2 separate regions of the Homo sapiens genome follow, and region 1 is linked to region 2. Evidence: chromatin loops called from intact Hi-C (ENCODE). Cell type or tissue: heart right ventricle. All regions are shown on one strand. Each heading gives the region's core, and the rest is flanking DNA. Links, peaks and the distances in the headings are about the cores only.

Evidence for each region. Peaks named below come from ENCODE experiments on the same cell type or tissue, not always from the same donor. Only the 100,000 strongest peaks of a DNase experiment are listed, where the experiment ranks them.
Region 1: a loop joins it to region 2, with 2.3 times the contacts of the local background. A loop is called at or near these places in 22 of 110 quality-filtered maps.

The regions. Positions count from the first base shown.
Region 1 is chr16:11,497,335-11,509,096 of GRCh38, reverse strand. It overlaps LOC400499 (putative uncharacterized protein LOC400499), which reads left to right. Exons shown (of 67, transcript NM_001370704.1): 8 at 242-381; 9 at 6,917-7,020; 10 at 8,128-8,293. Among named protein-coding and RNA genes, the nearest start is that of LITAF, 84 kb to the left of the region's middle. RefSeq lists enhancers at 6,725-7,656, 10,390-10,938, 11,430-11,724, 11,702-11,751. In heart right ventricle, for the core only: no CTCF peak of the experiment used is centred there; no DNase peak of the experiment used is centred there.
Region 2 is chr16:11,412,234-11,423,995 of GRCh38, reverse strand. LOC400499 (putative uncharacterized protein LOC400499) reads left to right here. Exons shown (of 67, transcript NM_001370704.1): 41 at 1-131; 42 at 740-817; 43 at 6,157-6,364; 44 at 9,488-9,654; 45 at 11,043-11,155. Among named protein-coding and RNA genes, the nearest start is that of RMI2, 73 kb to the right of the region's middle. RefSeq lists enhancers at 469-548, 9,104-10,075. In heart right ventricle, for the core only: no CTCF peak of the experiment used is centred there; a DNase peak (open chromatin) is centred at 6,385; H3K27ac peaks cover 355 bases.

The sequences.
Region 1 (11,762 bases), core at 3,025-5,524, 87 kb before region 2:
CCTGATGTGAGTGGCCCACAGTTTGTTTGCCCAGCCCCTGCTGGTGGGTACATAGGTGCTTCCCATCTTAGGCTGTTTGCAATGACGCTGCTATGATTTCCCTCGTAGACACCCCTCTTACCTGTTGCCTGAAACATGCTGAAGGAAGCACTGGAGGGGGTGGGGGCGACTCCCAGAGGGCTTTCTAGCTCACTCTGGCATTTCCCCATATGGTCATCCCATCCACCTCTTACCATCTCAGATCCAGATGATAGAGACGATGAAGACATGACCCCAAGCAGCCTGCTGTATGAGTGGGAGGAGACACCATCCCAGGCCATGGTGGCCACCGCAGCCACATTAGTAAGGAGGCTGTGCCTGGCTCAGACCACTAGCTTGGAGGTAAGTGGCTTCTCCAGCCCCAGGCCAGAGTCTTTCTTGGCCCTGAGTCCCTAGGACACCTTCCTCTTCCTGCCCATATCCTGGCCCATCCTCTCAGATATTTAATATCAGGGCTGTCACCTATGGGTGGGTAGGTTGTGCACTGCACAGCTGTGCCTGGTTGCAGAAGCAAGGAAATCTAGATGGCGTGTGCCAGGCCAGTGCCCCAGTCCAGGTTGGATGTGAGCAGAGGGGAAGCCTTTTCTCCTCTGTCTGTCTACGAGCACACAACAGTCCTTTTGACTCACAGTCTAATCTCCCAGGCCTAGCAACATCTGAGCCTCAGCATTGAGGACTTCCCACAGCAAAGTTAGAAACACATGGCCCAGGCCTCCTCCGAAACTCCTGGCTGTTTCAAGTCAGGAGGTGGATGTGGCTTTGAGACTTAGGGCCAGTTCCTTCGTTGGTGATCATCAAGAATCTGAGGCCCTGAGGCTGTGCTGTGATGATGAGATTCTCCTCACCATCTGTCTTGTTCTGAGAGAGGGCCCTGAACCCACATGTAAGATGGAAAGCACGAGAGAGATGGTTTAGCATGGCACAGTCCCTGGGGGAGGAAAGTGATGTGTCATTGGATTGAAGACTCATCCAGATAATCTAGAATGATCATATCTCAAGATCCTTAACTTAATTACATCTGCAAAGATCCTTTTTCCAAATAAGGGAAATTTACAAGTTCCAGGGCTTAGGACATGGACATATCTTTTTGGGGGCTTCCATTCAATGTTCTACAATTTTTTTTTTAGACAGGGTCTCATTCTGTTGCCCAGGCTGGAGTATAGTGGTGAAATCATGGCTCACTGCAGCCTTGACCTCCCTGGCTCAAGTGATCCTCCCACCTCAGCCTCCAGAGTACCTGGGACTGCAGGGGCATGCCACCACACCTGGCTAATTCTTGTGTGTTTTTTGTAGAGACGGGGTTTTGCCATGTTGCCCAGGCTGGTCTTGAACTTCTGGACACAAACAGTCCTCCCACCTCAGCTTGCCAAGGTGTTGGGATTACAGGCGTGAGCCACTGCGCCCTGCCAGGGCTTTACAGTTTAATTGAGCACTTAGTGTATGCTCAGACAATAAGCTCCGGGGCCTCACTTGCGTTATCTAATTTAATCATCTCAGTGAAATTCATATCATTGTGCCCATTTTACAGATGAGGAAACTGAAGCTTGAAGAGTTTAGGAAATGTGCTTAAAGCCACACTGCTAGCAAGTGATAGAGCTGGGCTGTTAACCCAGGCAGCATGGCCCAAAGCAGGGTTTCTCGCCCTGGGTGCTGTGGACACCGAGGGCTGGGTCATTCTTTGTGGAGTGTGTGGGGGAGGCTGTCACGTGCAATGTGGGATGTTTAGCAGCATCTCTGGCCTCTCCTCACTGGATACCACCATCATCACCACCTGCAGTCCGTGGCAACCAGATGGCCCTGGGGAGCACACTTGTCACCAGTAGGGGACCGCTGCTCTGTGGCCTGTGCTCTAACCGTTGCACTGCCGAACCTCATGGCTTGATGGGAAGACAGCACTGCATTCTTTGGCCCCAAGAGGACCCCTGACCACCTAACTGGACATTTCCCCTGGCAGGGGTGGCTCAGGGCAAGGGCTGTGGGCCTCGATCTCCACTTTTGGACGCTGGCGGTGCTAGCCCCAGAGGGCACTGTGCGGCTGTCTTTTACTTACAGCATTGAAAAAAAGGAAGTTACTGCCACCGTGGAGGTCCCCTGGGCTGAGGGGTGAAATGCTGAGGACCCTGTTGCTAGAAATGGCTTTGCAGGGACACATCGGTGCACACCAAGCAGCTCCTGGGCCCCCGGGAGGGCTGAGGGCCTGCCTGGGTTGCCAGGGGGATAGACCTCATGAGCTTCGGCTTGAAATGCCTCTGCCCCTCCCCATTGATGGTGGGCAGGAGACAAGGTTTGTTTTTCAGTCTGGAAACAAAACCAGGACTCAGCGCTCAATAGAAAGCAAACCCCCGAGTCGGGCCTTCCATAGAGAGGCCCCGGAGTTTCGATGTGGGGGGCAGAGGGTGGGATGGCCAAGGGCGTCCCTAAGGAACAAAGGAGGAGGAAGCAAGGGTGCAGTGGGGTTGGGAGGGGACAGACAGACGGAGCCAGCAGGGCCAACTTCTCCAGGCTGCCAGGAAGGATGCCTGGGAGAGGGCATGGCTTATCACCAATCTTGGGTGTTCTGAGAACAAGGAGCTCGAGTTACAGGTGTTTATTAAGGACGGTTTACACTCACGAAATGGCATAGACAGTGGCAGAACAGGACTGGCTCATACTGGCTCACAAGAGTGGGTGAGTAGACTTCCGGATGTCCCACAGGCTGGTTGTTAAACACTGCTGTTTTAAACATTAAGTTGTGGCCAGGCTCAGTGGCTCATGCCTATAATCCCAGCACTTTGGGAGGCTGAGGCGGGCAGATCACCTGAGGTCAGGAGTTCAAGACCAGCCTGGCCAACATGGTGAAACCCTGTCTCTACTAAAAATACAAAAATTAGACAGGAGCCTGTAATCCTAGCTACTTTGGAGGCTGAGACAGAAGAATCGCTTGAACCCAGGAGGCGGAGGTTACAGTGAGCCGAGATCACTCCACTGCACTCCAGCCTGGGTGACAAGAGTGAGACTCCATCTCAAAATAAATAAATAAAATAAAATAAATAAAGTTGTTTTAGCATAGCTGACTAATGGGTGCAAATATACACTTCAGTAGAAGAAATCAGACTCTAATACTCAATAGATTCCTAGGATGACTATAATTAAGATAATCCTACACTTAAAAATAGCTGGAAGAGAAGAATTTGAACGTTTCTAACGTAAAGAAAAGGTGGTTACGGTGATGGATATCGCAATTATCCTGATTTGATTAGATGAATGTATCAAATTATTTCACGGGTACCCTGAAAATATGTGAATCTATTGTGTATCAACAAGTAAACAGGCCGGGCACAGTGGCTCACACCTGTAAACACAGCACTTTGGGAGGCTGAGGTGGGTGGATCACTTAAACCCCAGGGGTTTGAGACCAGCCTGGGCAACACAGGGAGAGAGCCCATCTCTACAAAAAATAAGCCAAGCATGGTGGTACGTGCCTGTGGTCGTGGCTACTTGGGAAGCTGAGGGAGGAGGCTGGCTTGAGCCTGGGAGGTTAAGGCTACAGTGAGCTGTGATCAAACCACTGCACTCCAGCCTGGGTGACAGAGTGAGACTCTTCTCCAAAAAAAAAAAAAAAAAAAAAAAAAAGAAAAGAAAAATTAAAAAAATCAAATAAAATGAATTATATTAGAAACAAAGGTATTAAGTACTCCCAACCATGACTACCTGGTTATTTTACTACATTTTACTATTGTCTTTCCATTAGAGGTTAGTCATGTTTATTGTAACTGTGTGGTGGAAATATGACATGACGTGCTAAGGTGCATTTCTTCCCAGGTCTGTCCTTAGCAATTGCAAGTTGGTAGCTTGAAATCGACCATGGTGGGTATATTTACACCATGACGATCGGCAAATGCTACAAATCAGGACTTTTTTTTTTTTTTTTAAGCCATTGCATATAGGATGCTTGTTAAGAGTGTGGGTTCAGGAGCTGGTGCCCTGGGTTCAAGTGTCTGCTCTGCTACTGAGTAGCATGCGGCCACCGGCCCCTGCCTCAATCACTTTGAGTGTCACTTTCCTTCTCTGTCAGCTTAGACCAGTTGCTGGAACATAGTAAAAGCTCCTTACTAAGTAACTAGTGGCGTAGTTGTTATTACAATTTTTTTTTTTCGAGACAGGGTCTTGCTCTTTCGCCCAGGCTGGAGTGCAGTTGTGCGATCTTGGCTCACTGTAACCTCTGCCTCCCGAGTTCAAGTGATTCTCCTGTCTCAGCCTCTTGAATAGCTGGAATTACAGGCTCATGCCACCATGCCCAGCTAAGTTTTATATTTTTGGCAGAGATGAGGTTTCACCATGTTGGCCAGGCTGGTCTTGAACTCCTGACCGCAAGTGATCTGCCTGCCTCGACCTCCCAAAGTGCTGGCATTACAGGCATGAGCCACTGCACCCAGCCTTATCACTATTATCATGTGTTATTGGTGGTGATGGGGATGGCAGTTTTCTTATCGACCTACGTATCCGTCTTTTTTTTGGGGGGGGGGACGGAGTCTCGCTCTGTTGCTCAGGCTGGAAAGTGCAGTGGCGTAATCTCGGCTCACTGCAAACTCCACCTCCTGGTTCAAGTGATCTCTTGCCTCAGCCTCCTGAATAGCTGGGATTGCAAGCATGCAACACCACGCCTGGCTAATTTTTGTATTTTCAGTAGAGACAGAGTTTCACCATGTTGGCCATGCTGGTCTCAAACTCCTGACTTCCAGTGATCCACCCGGCTCGGCCTCCCAAAGTGCTGGGATTACAGGCGTGAACCACCGCGCCAGGCCCTGGACTTGATTTCTAGGCAGGAGCCTTGGACCCTTTGCCTCCATCCGTAGCCTGCCTAGATCTGCCCTCTTTTCTCCTTTTGAATTTGTTCTTCCTCCAGTGGAGGGAAACCAGGATAAGCCACTAATGATCCCTCCTGTCGTGCCTGGATCTGAAAGGCGCATTCTCAGGGTAACACTTGTGGCCAGAGGCTTGCCCAGAGGAGGAGGAGTGGTCCCGGGCAGGCACCATCCCCAGGTGCCCATCTGCACACGTCTTCCGAACCCAGGGTGCCAAGGGCAGCTGGGGAAAGGCAGCCACCAGCCAGAGGGAAATGTGGCCGAGCCCATTAGGAAGGAAGGAAGGAAGCAGGCCTGGAACTGACATTTTTTGGATAGACGCCCCAAACTGGGCAATAGAGTCTTTTAGGCTACCAGTGGTCAGGGCCAGCTGCGATGGTGGCAGTTAGCCTGCAGCAGGGGCTGGCTTGTGGGTCCTGCCGGAGGAAGGAAAGACAGAGCTGAGGGTTGCCACTGGCTCTGACCACAGAAGGCACATTCTGGGAAGGCTGCCGGGACTCTGGTGGGCAGACACGTTGGCAGGTGGGCCGAGTGACCAGTGAGGGCCTGTTTTGCAGGCTGCGTCTTGCTGAGATCGAGCTGCGTGTGCAGGGATTCTGTCACAGCCACACACAGCAGGGAGGCCCAGGGTCAGGGAAGCAGGTCCCAGCCTCGGAGGACCTCTGGGTGGGTGGGGGATTCAGGCCTGGCCCTGGCCAAGCCTGGGGAAAGTATGGGGGCTTCCCTGCAGGAAGCTGGGACCTGGCTTGGCTCGGCTCCTACCTTGTTGCTGTTTCTGTGGCTTTGGGTTCAGGCCAATGCAGTGAGCCTGAGACTTCAGGGGTACCAGGAGGGAAGGTTTTCCAAACTAAACATCTCCTAAACCCAGGGGCTGTTCTCTGAGTAGAGTCCTTTATTTCTTGTGAGTTTTGGGCCCTCTGCACCCCCTATAATGCCCTTTATTAGCCATCACTGTTAATAATTGTATAAAACAATTTTTTTATTAGGAATATTGGAAAAGGGTGGGCGCGATGGCTCACACCTGTCATCCCAGCACTTGGGGAGGCCAAGGTGGGAGGATCACTTGAGCCCAGAAGTTTGAGACCAACATGGTGAAACCTCATCTCTATGAAAAATACAAAAAAATTAGCTGAGCGTGGTGATGCACACCAGTATTCCCAGCTACACGGGAGGCTGAGGTGGGAGGATCGCTGGAGCCCAGGAGGTTGAGGCTGCAGTGAGAAGTGACTGTGTTGCAGCACTCCATCCCGGGAGACAGAGGGAGATCCTGTCTCTTAAAAAAAAAAAAAAAAAAAAGGTGGTCCAGGTGTGGTGGCTCATGCCTATAATCCCAGCACTTTGGAAGGCCGAGGCGGGCAGATCACAAGGTCAGGAGATCGAGACCATCCTGGCTAACATGGTGAAACCTCTTCTCTACTAAAAATACAAAAAATAAGCCAGACGTGGTCACAGGTGCCTGTAATCCCAGCTACTCAGGAGGCTGAGGCGGGAGAATCGCTAGAACCCAGGAGGTGGAGGTTGCCGTGAGCCGAGATTGCGCCACTGCCCTGTAGCCTGGGCAACAGAGTGAGACTCCGTCTCAAAAAAAAAAAAAAAGAGTATGTATATTATGTAGGAAAAGATTGCCACCTCGCTAAATATTTGAAATATGCTAAGACTCATTAGAATAATTATATTACAATCATAGTGAACATTTATTGGGGTTTTATTAGATGCCACAGATTCAGACACTATGCCTGTTCTTTCACTGCCATATCCTGAGTGCAATGCAAGGCACATAGTAGGTGCTCAATAAATACCTGCTAAATCAGAGAAAAATGAGCCAGCTTGTATGCTTGTAGGGGCTTGGGGTGCAGTGAGGGAGAAGCCAGACCTGGAGCTTCATCTCACTGGGTCTCAGCACATCCTGGGAGAAGGTGGTAGGTCCTTCCCACTTTCCCCACGGTTGTGCTTACAGGCAGGGGACGGGTGAGGTGACCTTCGGGGATCCCCCGCACTGCTGGGTGTCTCATGCTGCCCCCTCTGAATCGCAGGCCATGGACTTGTTCCTGACACTGGTGTCCCAGCTCCAGGGCCTTTCTGGGGGTGAGCTGATGGAACTCTGGCAATATTCTTCCTTCAAATGCCGAGACAATGGGTAAGGTCCCTCTCCGGGTGGGGGATGGACTAGGAGCTGGCTGGGGGCATCCCTGGGTTAAAGGAGTCTTCGTGCTGTCCTGGGTTCCCAGTGAGGGATGGATGCTGATGCGTCATCCCGTCCCCTTGACACTGACTTGTCCTTCAGTCTGAGAATGTGCGCCAAGAAGGAGATTAAGTGGGGAGCCTGGAGGTTCCCACGGGGTCCAAGCTCTATCCTGCCTGAGACCAGAAGCTGAAGGGCCTGGCGGATAAAGACAGCCATTGTTCCCTTCCCCAGACAGGGACCCTCTTGCTGGAATTAGCATTCCAATGCACCTAGGGTACCCTCCTGCTGGGGGCGTGGAGAGTCTGGGCTGGGGGGTGCTGGGCAGGGCCGGCATTCCACCACCCAGACCTTGCTGATCTGGGGCTAGTAAGGCGGGTAAAGAGACTCCCAATCTCAGAGGGGAATCTCTGAGGCACTAACTCAGTCAGCTTACGGCTATGCTCAGGAGTTTGAGACCAGCCTGGGCAACATAGCAATGCCCCCATCTCTACAAAAAATTTAAAAGTTAGCTCGACTTGGTAGCGAACACTTGTGGTCCCAGCTACTTGGGAGGCTGAGTGGGAGGATCACCTGAGCCCAGGAGGTGGCGGCTACAGTGAGGTGTGATCGCACCACTGCACTGCAGCCTGGGTGACAGAGTGAGACCCTAACTCACAAAAAAAGAAAAAATAAATGTCCTGATGTTGTGCTGAGTATTCGAGGTTTAAATTAGGGACTGTTTGCTGATTGCTGGTTCCTGTTCCGCTAGGGATTTTTACCCCTTCTCGGTGACATTTGCTTGGGTGGGTTTCAGCAGAGCACTGGGTACGGACTTGTGTTTTCCCACACCAGTGTTTCTTGGGTGGGTAGAGCTGCCGGGGTCTGGGCTGGGTGCTGCTGTGCTGAGAGCACGGGCCTCAGCCAGACTGCGGGGTCCCAGACCCGGGTCAGCCCCTCCCAAGGTGTGAGGGTGGGCATGTCTGCACCGTACCTCTCTGAGCCTCAGTTTACCCCCGGGTGACTTCGGTGAGATGAGCTTTGCAGGCGCTCAGCACGTGTGGGTCGCCTTGATGATCTCAGGCAGCCACTGTTGGATGCCCTGCCTTCCTGTGGGACGGAGCACTGTGTGGGCCTCATGAAGGAACTCATCGCATCAGCCGCGGTGGAGGCAGACGAGGTGGAGGCGTGGCTCTCATCACTGGCCTTCCTCCCACAGCCCACAGATGCTATGGTCCACATGCTGCTGGTGAGTCCCTGCACCCCACCCGGGGCCCCGGTGTCCTCCCTCCGTGGCTTGGCTGCTGGTTAGATGTGGGGGAGGTGATCAGTTCTTTTGTGCCAGCCCCTCGTAGGATAAGCAGAGGAGGCCAGACCACCCATCCTCCTGGGCTTCTGTGGCGGGTTCAAGGCAACCTTTGGTATCAGAGAATTCCGGGTTCAAGGGTCAGCAATGTGCCTCCCACCTGTGTGATCCCAGGCAAGTGATTTAACCTTCCTGAGCTTCTTTTCTGATTATTATTATTATTATTATTATTATTTAGGACGGAGTCTTGCTCTGTCGCCCAAGCTGGAGTGCAGCAGTGCGATCTCAGCTCACTGCAACCTCCACCTCCTGGGTTCAAGCAATTCTTCTGCCTCAGCCTCCCAAGTAGCTGGGACTACATGAATGCACCACCCCACCTGGCTAAGTTTTGTATTTTTTTCAGTAGAGACGGGGTTTCGCCATGTTGGCCAGGCTGGTCTCGAACTCCTGACCTCAAGTGATCCACCCACCTCAGCCTCCCACAGTGCTGGGATTACAGGTGTGAGCCACCACGCCCGACTGTTTTCTGGTCTCTATAAGGAGGATGGCAGTGGTACCTCTATCCTGGTCTTATAGTGAGGAATGAAATGCTGTGTGTGAAGTGGTTCTCCTGGTGTCTGGCACTAAATCTGAGCACTTGAAATCAGAGCTATTATATTTATAAACACACATATTTAATGAGTCTGGAGATTAGGAAATCTGTGTGAGATGAGGTCAATAATTTCTACGATATGTGGAGGTCTCATTTAACCCTTGAGGTGTCTCTATGAAGTAGGTGCTCTCATCAACCCCATTTTGCAGGTGAGAAAACCGAGGCCCAAAGAGGTAGGGCAGCTTGCCCAAGGGATTGCAGCTGCTCTGCCCTTCACCTCAATTCTGACCTGAGACCTTGGGGTGTGTCCTCACTTTCCTGGGCAAGGGGGTGTCACCTGTCACTCCCCATCTTGTCCCGGCTAATAGTGAGTGCCAAGTCAGATGGCATCGGTAGGGAGCGGGAGTGAAGACACAGCTGGTGCCAGGCAGCTGGGGTCCCTGGGGGCATCAGAGACCCCTGCATTGGTAGAATGGACCCTACCAGGATCTGAGAGCCCCTGGAGCTGGTCCAGCCCTGGCTGTCCCTCCAGGTGGAATATAGGGAGCCCTTGCCTTCTGGCCCCTGACCGCAGGGTTTGAGGTGGGGCTGTTCCAGGTAGACTGTGTTGTTGGCTCTGCTCAGCAGACAAGAATCAGGCACTGACTCAGAGCCAGGCCCAGATTGGGTCCCAAGAGGCATCACCCACAGTTCACAGCCTAGCAGGTGGCACGCTGGCCACCAGGAATGCCAGAACCACCCAAGACCTGCCCTGGGCTTAGCCCATCTCCCTGGAAATGTCTGTCTCCTTCCCCTTCCCCCATTCCCCTCTGCCTCCCTTCCCCCTCTCCCCTCTCCCTCCCTTCCCCCCTCCCCTCTGCCTCCCTTCCCCCCTCCCCTCTGCCTCCCTTCCCCCCTCCCCTCTGCCTCCCTTCCCCCCTCCCCTCTGCCTCCCTTCCCCCCTCCCCTCTGCCTCCCTTCCCCCCTCCCCTCTGCCTCCCTCCCCCCTCCCCTCTGCCTCCCTTCCCCCCTCCCCTCTGCCTCCCTTCCCCCCTTCCTCTCTTTGCCCCCTTTCTCCCTTCCCCCTCCCCTCTTCCTCCCTTCCCCCCTCCCCCCCTTCCTCCTTTCACTCGTTTATTTGTACATATGTTCGATTCATGTGCAGTAACTAAGAGCACAAACCCATCTGGACTTCCTCATTTCAGATCCCAGCCCCATTCCTCACCAGCAGGACCTTGGGCAAGGTACTTTACTTTCCCAGGCCTCAATTTTCCCCGTCTGGACAATGGGACTATTTTGTAGAATGACCTTGCAGACCAGGTGAATTGTATGGTGTGTGCGGAGGGAAGTGGCTGTTGCCATTAGTCTGGGACACAGCACTGAGCCAAGCAGGTGGCATCGATCGGCTTGTGGAGCCCAGAAGCTTCCTCTACCTGCCTCACATGTGATGTTCCATGTGCAGGCCAGAGCTCATGCCTCTCTGGGCTGTATTTTCTTGTTCTGTCATCGAGTCAGCAAGGCCCTGCATGAGCCCTGGCAGGTTCTGGGAATGCACCGGGTTCGTGAAGCCTGGGGAGAGGAGGGGGGTGGGAAGTGGGGAGTGAGGGGCAAGCAGGGAGAGAGTATTTTAATGAACTTTTAATTTCGGATTAATTTTATTTATTTATTTAATTATTTAATCATTATTATTTTTTGAGACGGAGTCTCGCTCTGTTGCCCAGGCTGGAGTGCAGTGGCGCAATCTCGGCTCACTGCAACCTCCACCTCCCGGGTTCAAGTGATTCTCGTGCCTCAGCCTCCTGAGTAGCTGGGATTATGATGCACACCACCAGGCCCGGCTAATTTTTTTGTATTTTTAGTAGAAATGGGATTTCACCATGTTGGCCAGGCTTATCTCGAACTCCTGAGCTCATGTGATTTGCCTGCTTCGGCCTCCCAAAGTGCTGGGATTACAGGCATGAGTCACTGCGCCCGGCCTTCTTAATGGTGTCTTTCAATGAACAAAAGTTCTTCATGTTGGTGAAGTGTGGCTTCTTGATGCTTTGTAGCTGGTGTTTGATCTCCCCCAGGTCCCAGTGCTTCCTGGCTTGTCTTCTCCCAGTTCTGTTTTCTTAGCTTTTCAGGGAGGGTTGGTTTGAGCATGATGACTGAGCTTTAGAATCATGTTGGAAAAGTGAAATCAGCTTAATAAGGGTCACAGGTTTGAGGGTAATTTTATTTTTCCATCTTTAAAAATGAAAAAGTGAGTATTTTAAACAGACTTCTAACTGAAGTGTAAGTAAGCCTTCGTTAGAGATTTTTGCATTAAGATTGTTTTCTTCTCCTCCCATTTTTTTTTTAAATTTATTTCCCTTTCAAAATTGTTTGTTCTTCTCTTTGCGATGTGGTTTCTGGTTTTTGTGAAAACAGGGAAGGCTGGCCCTTCTGGGTTCATCCCCCGGGCAGCCATACACAGAACCAACTGGGTCATTACTGTGTGGACTGCTCAGCACCCAGGCCTCATGCTGGCCCAGTTGTCCTGGCAGGGCCACCGGAAGTGGCTCACAGATCTGGGCTCTCTGCCAGCCAAGTGGCACCAGCCTGCCCCACAGCCCTGCAGGCTGTGACCAGGCTTCTGGCTCCAGCTTTGGTCTGGGACAGGCCCGAGCCTGCCCTGTCTGTGCCCCCGCCGCCTTTCTTGGGCAAAGCAGTCAGAGGCGGGAACCTCCAGCAGGCGGCCCCTCCCATGTGCCGGAGAGCTTCTTAGTCTTTTTATAACCCCTGCCCTCCCAGCCAAGCCCGCTTGCCCTGCTCTGTATTAAGAAAACAGACAGCTTTGTTTTCTTTGCTCAAATATAGGGA
Region 2 (11,762 bases), core at 4,829-7,328:
CGGTGATCTTGGATGGCGAGCAGCTCCGCGCAGCCCTGGAGAGGAAGGCAGAGGGTGGCCGCCAGGGGCTGGTGCTGGGGCTGCACCATGGCCTCTCGGGGCTGCAGGGTACCCTGCCCTCCCAGCTGGAGGTGAGTGGGTTGGGTGCCCACATGGGCCAGGCTGCAGCCTGCACCAGGCCCTGTCTGGTAGAATGAAGATGGTAGAGGCCCTGGTCTCTCAGTTCCTCCCTGGGGCCCCTACCCTGGGGAAGCCTCACACCCGCAGCTGTCCTCTTTATTGTTCTCAGAAATGAAAAGCAGGAAACCACCTCGGTGCCTGTCCCTGAGGGTGGCTAAACCGTCCATGGTGGGAGAGGGAATGTGAGTGAGCAGGGCTCCTGGCCTGAAGCCAGGCTGCACCGTCGCTGACTGTGTGACCACATGCAAGATGCTTCCTCTTTCCCTGACTTGCGTGACTCAGTTTCCTCATCTGCCACCTCCTCCCATGGTTACTCTGTGGTTCAGTTAGCACCGTGCCTGGCGTGGAGGCCCTGCATGCTGGGAGCTCCGTTTACCTTCATTTGATGATGATGCCGTGGCTTCGCCCTCAAGTCCCTGTGCAAACCTCTCTTTGGGGTTATTTGCCCATGGTGGCTTCCCCAAAGGGTGGCGGGGTCAAGTGGGATCTTGGCATCCACGACGGTTCACTCTGGGGTCAGGGAAGAAGCCAGCCCCTTCCCACCCACTGGTCTCTGTAGGTCAACTGCAGTGGAGACGCCTCGCCCACCCAGCTGTTAGGATGGTGCCGAGGGGACATCGCTGGGCAGCCTCTCGAGGTATGGGGTCTCTGTCCTGGGCTGGATGGTTGTGGTACATAGTGGGCCCCTCCAGCGGGGCTGGCACAGCCTGATCACAGGGGCCGTCTGAGGTGTGGCCCGGAGCTGAGTTCGCTGCCAGGAGATACTCACATGGTCCCCCTCCTTCAAAAGCCCCCCACATCCCTGGTGACATGCACCTGGACTCCCAGTTCCCAGGGGCATCAGCTCAACCTGATGGTCATCGAGTGGTCCCATCTGCAAACACAGGTAAACATCAATCAGGACCCAAGGGTTGCAAGCCCACCTCTGTCATGGGCAGCTGGGCTGGCGGTGGGCATGTCCTGGCATCGTGAGACAAGCGGACCGTGGCGCTCAGGGCTGGGGTGCAGCTCAGCTCAGGTGGCTTCAAGCTGTCTCTGCCGAGGGTGCAGGCAGGAAGCACAATGCCTTTCTCTTTGTCCTGTCTGCCTCCCACCACTGCCACCTGAGCGTCACGGGCTCAGGCATTTCTATTTTGTGCATGGTAGTATCCCCAGGTTTGAGACGGGGCCTGACATGTAGTAGGTGCTCAGTCAACATTTTTGACCTATATGGAGTAGCAGTTCCTGCCTCATAAAACAGGTGACATAAAACAGGTGAGGGGCCTTGCCACCTGCTGCATGCTCAGGCAGTGATCGCAGCTGCTGCCGCTGTTGCTGCTGTTTGTTTTCCTTTCTTTTCCTTTGCTTCGTTTTCCTTTCCTTTCCTTTCCTTTCCGTTCCGTTCTGTTCCTTTCCGTCCCATTCCTTTCCTTTTCTGAGACAGAGTCTTGCTCAGTTGCCCAGGCTTGAGTGTAGTGGCATGACCTCAGCTCACTGCAACCTCTGCCTACCAGGTTCAAGTGTCTCCTGCCTCAGCCCACCAGGTAGGTGGGATTACAGGTGCCCACCACCACGCCCAGCTAAATTTTTGTATTTTTAGTATAGACAGGGTTTCACCATGTTGGCCAGGCTTGTCTTGAACTCCTGACCTCAAGTGATCGGCCCGTTTCGGCCTCCCAAAGTGCTGGGATTACAGGCATGGGCCATGTACCCAGCCTGCTCCCGCTGTTTCAATGATAAACCTGTGTGCATTGGGTACAGGGGTTGCAAACTCGAAGACTTTGGGGGCAGGCGGAGAACTGAAATGTGTCACTGGGCTGTGTGGGGAACTACAGAGTGTTTGCCACGTCTCAAACCCTCCACATCATATGTATCTTTTCACATTTCTTGTTGTAGTAAAATATGTGTAATAATGTAAAACCGTTTTAAAGTATACAACTCGGGGATGCTATGGTCGTTCACACTATTCTACAATCATTGGTGCTTGCAAGTTCCAGAACTTTTCAACACCCCAGTGGAATCCCCATACCCATCAGTACATTAGTAGTCCCTCCCATCCCCTCCTCCCTGGTCCCCAGCAACCACAAATCTGCCTTCCGTCCCTATGCGTTTGTCTATTCTGGAAATTTCATACAAACAGAATTATACAAGATGTCGTATATCCCAATACTTTGGGAGGCCGAGGTGGGCGGATCACTTGAGGTCAGGAGTTCGAGATCAGCCTGGCCAACATGGTAAAACCCTGTCTCTACTAAAAATACAACAAAATTAGCTGGGCGTGGTGGCGCATGCGTATAATCCCAGCTACTTGGGAGGCGGAGGCAGGAGAATCGTTTGAACCCAGGAGGCGGAGGTTGCAGTGAGCCAAGATTGTGCCACTGCACTCCGGACTGGGTGGCAGAGCAAGACTCAGTCTCAAAAAAAAAACAACACAAAAAATACCAGAGTGAGTGACCACATAAAACTTATCAGCTCAAGGGCCACCAGTTTGCAACCCCTGGTCTAGGGTTGACTAGACCCTGGGAATGCCTAGTCCTGGGGGGAAAGTCCAGGGAGCCAGCTGTGTGGTGATGAGGGCTCAGGCCTCAGTTTTCCCAGCTCTGCCCACTGGGGCTGGGGTGCAGGGAAGCGCTCTGTGGATAGTGACAGAGAGCTCACCCCTGGCCTCTCTGCTGTCACACTGAGTCTCTGGATCTGCCCTGAGCCTGAGTGCCTGGGGCCCGTCTGACCTTGGCACCATCAAGGTCAGCGGTGACACCAGCAGAGGCCTAGCAGGCAGGCCTGGGTGTGGCCCAGGGTGGATGGGGACAGTTTGGCAGAGGTGGCCAGCAGTACAGAGCCCCTGAAACTCAGGACAAGTCCAGCCCTGGGCCCTGTGCTGTCATCCCAGAGGGTGGGTGGCACATGATCAGAGCCCAGCAGACCTGGACCTCCTGTGGTGGTCCTTCTGCCTAGAGCAGGGCTTCCCGCACACCCAGTACACAGGCATAATCGGGGAGGGCGTTAAAATGAAGGTTTGATTCAGCAGGTCTGGGGTGGGGCCTGAGATGCTGCGTTTCTCAGCCCGGGTGATGCAGTCACGGCTGGGCCGCGGCTCATTCTTTGGGTTGCAGGGGACCAGGGTGCCCTCTCCCCGTCTGTCATCCCTGCTCCTTCATGCCTGGGTAGCTCCTTCGAAATTGTGGTAGAGGTGGTGGAGATTTCACTGAAAGTTTGGGGTTTTTTTCCGGGGGGGGGGGTTTATTATTATTTAAGTTTTAGGGTACATGTGCACAATGTGCAGGTTAGTTACATATGTATACATGTGCCATGCTGGTGTGCTGCACCCATTAACTCGTCATTTAGCATTAGGTATATCTCCTAATGCTATCCCTCCCCCCTCCCCCCACCCCACAACAGTCCCCCGAGTGTGATGTTCCCCTTCCTGTGTCCACGTGTTCTCATTGTTCAATTCCCATCTATGAGTGAGAACATGTGGTGTTTGGTTTTTTGTCCTTGTGATAGTTTGCTGAGAATGATGATTTCTAATTTCATCCATGTCCCTACAAAGGACATGAACTCATCATTTTTTATGGCTGCATAGTATTCCATGGTGTATATGTGCCACATTTTCTTAATCCATTCTATGATAGTTGGACATTTGGGTTGGTTCCAAGTCTTTGCTATTGTGAATAGTGCCGCAATAAACATACGTGTGCATGTGTCTTTATAGCAGCATGATTTATAGTCCTTTGGGTATATACCCAGTAATGGGATGGCTGGGTCAAATGGTATTTCTAGTTCTAGATCCCTGAGGAATCGCCACACTGACTTCCACAATGGTTGAACTAGTTTACAGTCCCACCAACAGTGTAAAAGTGTTCCTATTTCTCCACATCCTCGCCAGCATCTGTTGTTTCCTGACTTTTTAATGATTGCCATTCTAACTGGTGTGAGATGGTATCTCATTGTGGTTTTGATTTGCATTTCTCTGATGGCCAGTGATGATGAGCATTTTTTCATGTGTCTTTTGGCTGCATAAATGTCTTCTTTTGAGAAGTGTCTGTTCATATCCTTTGCCCACTTTTTGATGGGGTTGTTTTTTTCTTGTAAATTTGAGTTCATTGTAGATTCTGGATATTAGCCCTTTGTCAGATGAGTAGGTTGCGAAAATTTTCTCCCATTTTGGAGGTTGCCTGTTCACTCTGATGGTAGTTTCTTTTGCCGTGCAGAAGCTCTTCAGTTTAATGAGGTCCCATTTGTCAATTTTGGCTTTTGTCGCCATTGCTTTTGGTGTTCTAGACATGAAGTCCTTGCCCATACCTATGTCCTGAATGGTAATGCCTAGGTTTTCTTCTAGGGTTTTTATGGTTTTTAGGTCTAACGTTTAAGTCTTTAATCCATCTTGAATTAATTTTTGTATAAGGTGTAAGGAAGGGATCCAGTTTCAGCTTTCTACATATGGCTAGCCAGTTTTCCCAGCACCATTTATTAAATAGGGAATCCTTTCCCCATTGCTTGTTTTTCTCAGGTTTGTCAAAGATCAGATAGTTGTAGATAAGCGGCGTTATTTCTGAGGGCTCTGTTCTGTTCCATTGATCTATATCTCTGTTTTGGTACCAGTACCATGCTGTTTTGGTTACTGTAGCCTTGTAGTATATTTTTTTTGTTGTTGTTGTTTTTTGTTTTTTTGAGACAGAGTTTTGCCCTTTCACCCAGGCTGGAGTACAGTAGTGTGATCTCGGCTCACTGCAAGCTCCGCCCCCTGGGCTCAAGAGATTCCACCGCTTCAGCCTCCTGAGTAACTGGGATTATAGACACCCACTACTATGCCTGGCTAATTTTTGTATTTTTAGTAGAGACGGGGTTTTGCCTTGTTGGCCAGGATGGTCTCAAACTCCTGACCTCAAGTGATCTGTCCGCCTTTGCCTCCCAAAGTGCCGGGATTCCAGGCATGAGCCACTGCACCTGGCCTCACTGAAGGTTTTACTAAGACAATTGTGGGGTGGCATGGGAGGGAATTACATCTCACAGCAGAGTTTGAGAAACTTTTTCCATCAAGGGCCAGATAGTAAATGTCTTAGCCTCTGTGGCCCTGCAGTCTCTGCCACAATGCCTCCATTCTACTGCTATTGTGTTGTGAAAGCAGCCACAGGAATGGGATGTGAACATGTTACCGGAATGGGGTCTCGATCCAGACCGCAAGGGAGGGTTCTTGGATCTTGTGCAAGAAAGAATTCAGGGCTGCTGGTTGCCCATTTTTATGGCTATTTCTTGATGATATGCTAAACAAGGGGTGGATTATTCACGCCTCCCCTTTTTAGACAATATAGGGCAACTTCCTGACATTGCCATGACATCTGTAAACTGTCATGGTGCTGGTGGGAGTGTAGCAGTGAGGACGACCAGAGGTCACTCTTGTCACCTTCTTGGTTTGGTGGGATTTAGCCAGCTTCTTTACTGCAACCTGTTTTATCAGCAAGGTCTTTATGACCTGTATCTTGTGCTGACCTCCTATGTCGTCCCGTGACTTAGAATGCCTGACCTCCTGGGAATGCAGCCTGGTAGGTCTCAGCCTTACTTTACCCAGTGTCTATTCAAGATGGAGTTGCTCTGGTTCAAATGCCTCTGACAAACAGGCAGGGCTGTGTTCCAACAACTTTATTTACAACAACAGATGTAGGCTGTGGTTTGCAACCTGTTTCGCACCAGCCAGGACATCTTGGTCTTCCCAAAGTCTTTCTCCAGCCATCTTCCCCAGGCCCACTCTCCCCTGCCTGCCCCACTTCCTGATTGGTTTCTCCGCGTTTTCTCTACGGTCTCCTGGGTGCATGTGTAATTAGCTGGAGTAACCCCATTGGTCATCAAACCTGCTCCTTCAAGAGGGTCTGAGTTCCTCCCATCACAGCGACGTGGATGGCACTGATAACCCCAGGGTTTGTGGGAGCCAGTGCCAGCTTGACCCAGGCTGGCTCTCTCTGCACAGGGTGGTCCAGCGTCTCCTTGGTGTCATTCCAGGTCTCTGTGGACATTCACAATGGCAGCTCCGGCTTCGAGCATTCTGGACGCATCCTGATGGGGCCCACATTCCTCAACTACTCTGTGAGCTGCTATTACCATGATGGGCACCTGGAGCTCTCCGGCCGGAGCTGGCACAACAGTGAGGCTTTGTTGTGGGCAGGGTTCCCAGGCGAGGCCTGCCTTAGTGCTGAGCTGCAGATACACGGTAAGGCACTCAGCGCACAGCCCGGGACTGGGGAGCTGGCTTCCTCCATGCCTGGGCCAGACCAGCAGCCTCAGGCCTGGACCCAGGTGGCACTCCTGTCAAGTCCAGTGTGGCTCTGGGCTCCAGGACAACCAAGACAGCCTTGCCCGTCAATGACCTAACTCCCAAGGCAGGTGGATTAGTTTTCTAGGACTTCCACAACAAAGTCCCACACACTGGATGGCTTAAAACATAGAAATCTTAGCTAGGTGTGGTGGTGCATGTGTGTGGTCGCAGCTACTCGGGAGGCTGAGGCAGGGGATTACTGGAGCCAGAAGGTTGAGGTTGCAATGAGCTATGATTGCAACACTGCCCTCCAGCCTGGGTGACAGAATGAGACCCTGTCTCAAAATAAAAACAATCCACAGTGGATTGAGGGCCCGTCCGACTTGAATATGACCTTGTTTTTACTTAATTACATCTGTGAATACCTTATTTTTAAATAAAGTCATATTCACAGGACAGAGGGTGAGGGGGGGTGGGACTTCAATATCTCTTTTTGGGGGACACGGTTCAACCCATTATGGTGGGAAGATAAAAGCAACAAGAGGAGCCAGCACTGGCTGAGCACTTACTGCATACATGCCAGGCAAGCTGTGTGCACACGAGAGCACAATACAGTACAGCCGTCCCGATCACACAGGGTGAAAGTCAAAGCTCTTAGAGGGGCCTGCGAGCCATCAGAATCCACACCCTTCCCCCATCTGACCTCATCTCCCAGCCCCCAGCCCTACTTGTTCCACTCCTTGCTATTCTTCAACACGCCAGGCTTGCTGCGGCCCCAGGACCTTGGCACGGGCTGATCCTGCTGCCTGGAATGTGTCTCTCCCACACGCCTGCCTGGCTCCCTCACCTCCCTTAGGTATTTTTCCAATGGCATCTCAGGGAGGCCTCTCTTTTCCACCTCCCCGTTTCCTCCCATCCCCTCCCATCCCTCTCCCCAGCTCTGTCATTTGAACACACTGTGTAGCATACAAATACCTTTGTTTTTCATTTTTCTATGCTAGAATCACCAGAATGTGTGCTCTGTGAGGGCAGGGATGACTTTTGTCTGCTTCGCCGTAGGGTGCATAGTAGGTATCGAATGGGTGCATGAACGAGCCTATGAGATAGGGTTAGGAATGCCATTCCCATTCTGCAGATGAGGAATGGAGGCTCAGAGAGGTTGAGTCACCTGGTCTAGGCCACACAGCTGGTAATGACGGAGTGAGGATTGAACCCAGAGCCATCCTCTGACCCCCATATAGATTATGGAGACTTGGCTCTTGACCATTCAGGATCCCGGGGACTCCCCAGTCCCCTAGGGGAGTCCTTCTGTTGGCCTCAAATTTTTTTATTTTGGGGGCCGGGTGCAATGGCTCATGCATGTAATCCTAGCACTTTGGGAGGCCAAGGCGGGTGGATCATTTGAGGTCAGGAGTTCGAGACTAGCCTGGCCAACATGGTGAAACCCTGTCTCTACAAAAAATATTAGCTGAGCATGGTGGTGCATGCCTGTAGTCCCAGCTACTCAGGAGCCTGAGACACAAGAATCACTCGAACCTGGGAGGCGGAGGTTGCAGTGAGCCGAGATCACGCCACAGCACTCCAGCCTGGGCCACAGAGTGAAACTCTGTCTCAAAAAAAAAAAAACAAAACAACAACAGCAAAAAAAACACTTTATTTTTGGCCGTTAGCCTCCTGAGGGGAGAACAGAGGACAGGATCACATGGGGAAATTGTCCCCAGTCTGAGTTGACCTCAGGGTTTGTTAGGGACATGACAGTCAAGTGAGGGGAGGCCATTCTGGATGACCACCTCCACGCCGCTCTAGTTCCCGACCCAGGATGCCTGGTATGGCCGCCCCCAGCCAAGAGTGACTTCTCCCTTCTCCCACTGCTGTCCAGTCTGTTGTCCCTACCTCCTGGGGATGCTCTGCCTGTCGTTAACATTCTTGGTATCTCTGACAGCCGGGTGCTCCCAGGTGTGGGGATTGTGTCCCCTGTCTCCTTGTGCCCTGCATGTAGTAGGTACATGTGGCTGAATGTTGAACGAGGAAGGAAGGAAGCATTTCCTGAGGCCACCTGCATGTCCCACAAGTGGTCCTCTCCCGTGTGTTACCCCATTCACTCTGGACGCTGTCCCTTGAGGCGGGCGGGCTGTGCCCACCTCATAGATAAGGAAGTCGAGGCTCAGGGCTGTGGAGCTCGTCCACCCTGCTGGCCAGATGGGAGGTGCTGGAGCCTGGCTGAGTGTCACTTGGGCCTGAGCCGTGAGCTGCACCCCACGGGAACCTGGCATCTGATACAGAATCGGCGCCATCTGTTTGCTCTGGGGCTCCTGGACCCGATGAGTTTCTCTGTATAGCAAAGGGAGTTTAAGTCAAAGAAGAAACTCCTAACTGTGAGCCAAAATCTCCTGTTCTGTAGGGGGTGATGGGAAGGACGGGACCCTCCAGCCAGGGCCAGGTGGCTGCAGGTGGATGTCAGTGGCCGCAGTGGCCATTTGTGGGGAGCAGACGTCATGCTGATTCCTCTGCAGGCTACCCCTCCCATAATCCTCAGGAATCCCTGCAGAGAAGCCTTTCATCCCACAGTCATTCAGAAAGCACTCACTGCACCCCCGCTGCATGTCAGGAGCTGTCCTAAGGGAAATCCCGACCCCAGGCACTGACCTTCTGGTGGGGTGAGAGTTTGGGGAGCAGGAACCTAATAAGTAAGTGAGCGAGGTCATTTCAGGTTGTGCTGGAAACCACACTCCAGGGAGATGGGATGGAGGATGCCTGGCAGCCAAGGACTGGGAGGGACTTCAGATGGGCAGTCAAGGGAAGCTTCTTGGAGAAGGTGTCATTTCAGCAACTTCAACTTCAATGAGAGAAGGAGCCACCCAGGCCTGGATCCTCAGGGACAAATTATGACAGATGATGTCACGGAGGCTCAAAGGGGTTGACCCCACCCAGCACCCACGCTGTGGCAGCCTTGCCCTTTCCTGCTGGTGTTGTGTTTGAGGGCCACAGGGCATGGCCTCTCATGTAGTCTGGTGTGTTCCTGGGCTGGGAAGGGAGGTGAAGCTGTCTTCAGTAGCCCATGCCATTCTCTGTCTCTAGAGACCCAGACCCAGGCCAGGGTGGCCCTCCATGGTGGGGACAGTGGAGTCAGCATGGACCTGGCAGCCCTGGTGGCTCGGCCACGACGTGGCCCACTGCAGCTGGTGGCCAGTGCCAGCCACACAGTGCCTGCTCTCCAGAGGCTGGGCCTGCCCTTCACCAACCAGGTAAGGAGTGGATGGAGCAGGACCTCCCTCCACATTCTGTTCTCTCTGTCCAATTCCTGGTGTGCAGAGGACCCGCTGTGTGCAGGGTGGGTGGGGAGGACCAGGCCTTGGGTTTCCCCAGTACTTGACAATTTACAAAGGCTTCATTCATAATCGCTATAACCAGGTCTGCTGAGCAGTCTCTGCATTTCCAATCACAGGGCTGGTGTGGATGGGTGCCCTGGAGCCTCGTCTGGCTCCTGCCCTGCGTCCTTCTGCCCTGCAATCTTGGGTCAGAATCAAAGCTCCTGCTTGTCAAGCCCTGCCCTGTGCCCAGCCCCCTTCAAAGGGTTTATGGGCGTTCGTCAGTCTCATCCTCCTCAGGCTCCAGAGAAAGGCAGGATGGCACCGTCCTTACCAAGGCCCTCTCCGATGTTCAGATCCCAGCTCTGCTGCTTGCCAGCTGTGTGGCCTTGGGCAAATTCCTTCACCTGTCTGTGCCCTCATCTCCTCATCTGCAAAACAGGGATGATGATATTACCTATAATGTGGAGGTTGTGAGGATCGAGTGAGTTCATCCCATTAATGCCTGAGTAGATCCTTAAGCACCTGCTGTGATGAAGGCAAAGATGAAGAAGAAGATGCTGATGGTCTGACAGTGATTATTATCGTCATCATCATCATCTCTGGGTCACACGTGAGAGTGTGGGTGACTTGCCCAAGGTCACCTAGCAAGTTAGCAGCAAAATAGGGACTCAGACTTGGCACCCAGGCCCTTCCTCACGGTGTCCTCCTGCCTCGGTGAAGAGGAACCCACATGGGGCCATGCCCTGACCACTGTCACTTGGCATGAACTCGTCCTGCTTGGCTGGGCCCTCCTTCTCCAAGAGCCACAGAGCCTATTCTAGAGCCAGGCGCCAATGCTTCTTTCACACCCTCCTGTTTCAGATTACCCAGCAACCCCTGCCCCAGTCCACTCTGCTGTAGGAGGAGGGAGCAGCTCCCAGGGGGTCAGGGGGCCAGGATGTCACCCCTCCTGCAAAGGATCTCAGCCCTGTACCCCACAACTGAGTGGACTGGATACCCTGTGCCCTTGGCTTCATCTAAACCCTTTCCTGGCCTCGAGGTCAGGTGACAGGGAGCCCTCCCGGGAGCACATTCTCTGTCGACGTCTGGGCTGCAGCTGTCCTTTGAGGTCCCTCGGTGGGCACTGCCAACCTGAGCTGCAATAGGGGCTGACTCCGGCCCTGTATCCTCAGCACCTGTGAGAGTGTTGGATGAGCCAGGCCATGCTGGGCTTAGGGACAGGGACGTGCTGGGCTATAGAGCTCGGCTGGGGTCCCCACCCAGCCTGTGAGGCTCCTCAGGCTATGTACACCCACACATCTCACAGCCTGCTCCCTCCTCAGCTCGTGTTCCAAGGACTCTGGGAGGCAGAAGAGATGAGCTCCTCACTGCAGCTGACCTGCGATTCTCAGGCCACCTTGGTCCTTGACGTCCGTGGCCAGAACCAGGCAGTCAGGTGAGGGGGGCCCCCAGGAGGAGAGGAGTCGGGGGAGGAACCATTGACTGGGTACCTGCTGTGCACCATCGCTGGACACAGCACCTCTCAATTCTCTGCTCAGCACTGCTGCATAAACAAGGGCAGGGAGGCTCAGAGAGGCCAAGTAACTTTTCCAAGGTCACACAGCTATAAAAATCCCTCATCCTCTCCAGGCAGGGCACTGATGAGTTCTCAGTCTCAGAAACTAAGTGCATCCAAGGCCCCAAACACTTATTAATAACTATTACTGCCCTTAGGCCTGGGGGCCTGGTGAGGCGCTTGGTGCTCTTACGTGTGCAGTAAGTCAGGGGCCACCAGCCAGGCTCTAGCCCTCAGGTCTCAGCAGTGAGGGAGGGGGTGAGTAAGCCACTTGTTGAAGGGGTAGACCAGTGGTTCTCACCTAGGGGCGAGTTTCCCCCCAGGGACTTTCAGCAAAGTCTGGGGAATTTCTGGTTGCTACAGTGGGGAGGAGGACACTGTGAGAGTCAGTGTATAGAGGCCACGGATGCTGCTAAGCATCTTACAGTGCCTAGGACACACCCACGACTGTGAAGGCCAGGAGTCAAGATGTCAGCTGTGCCAAGGC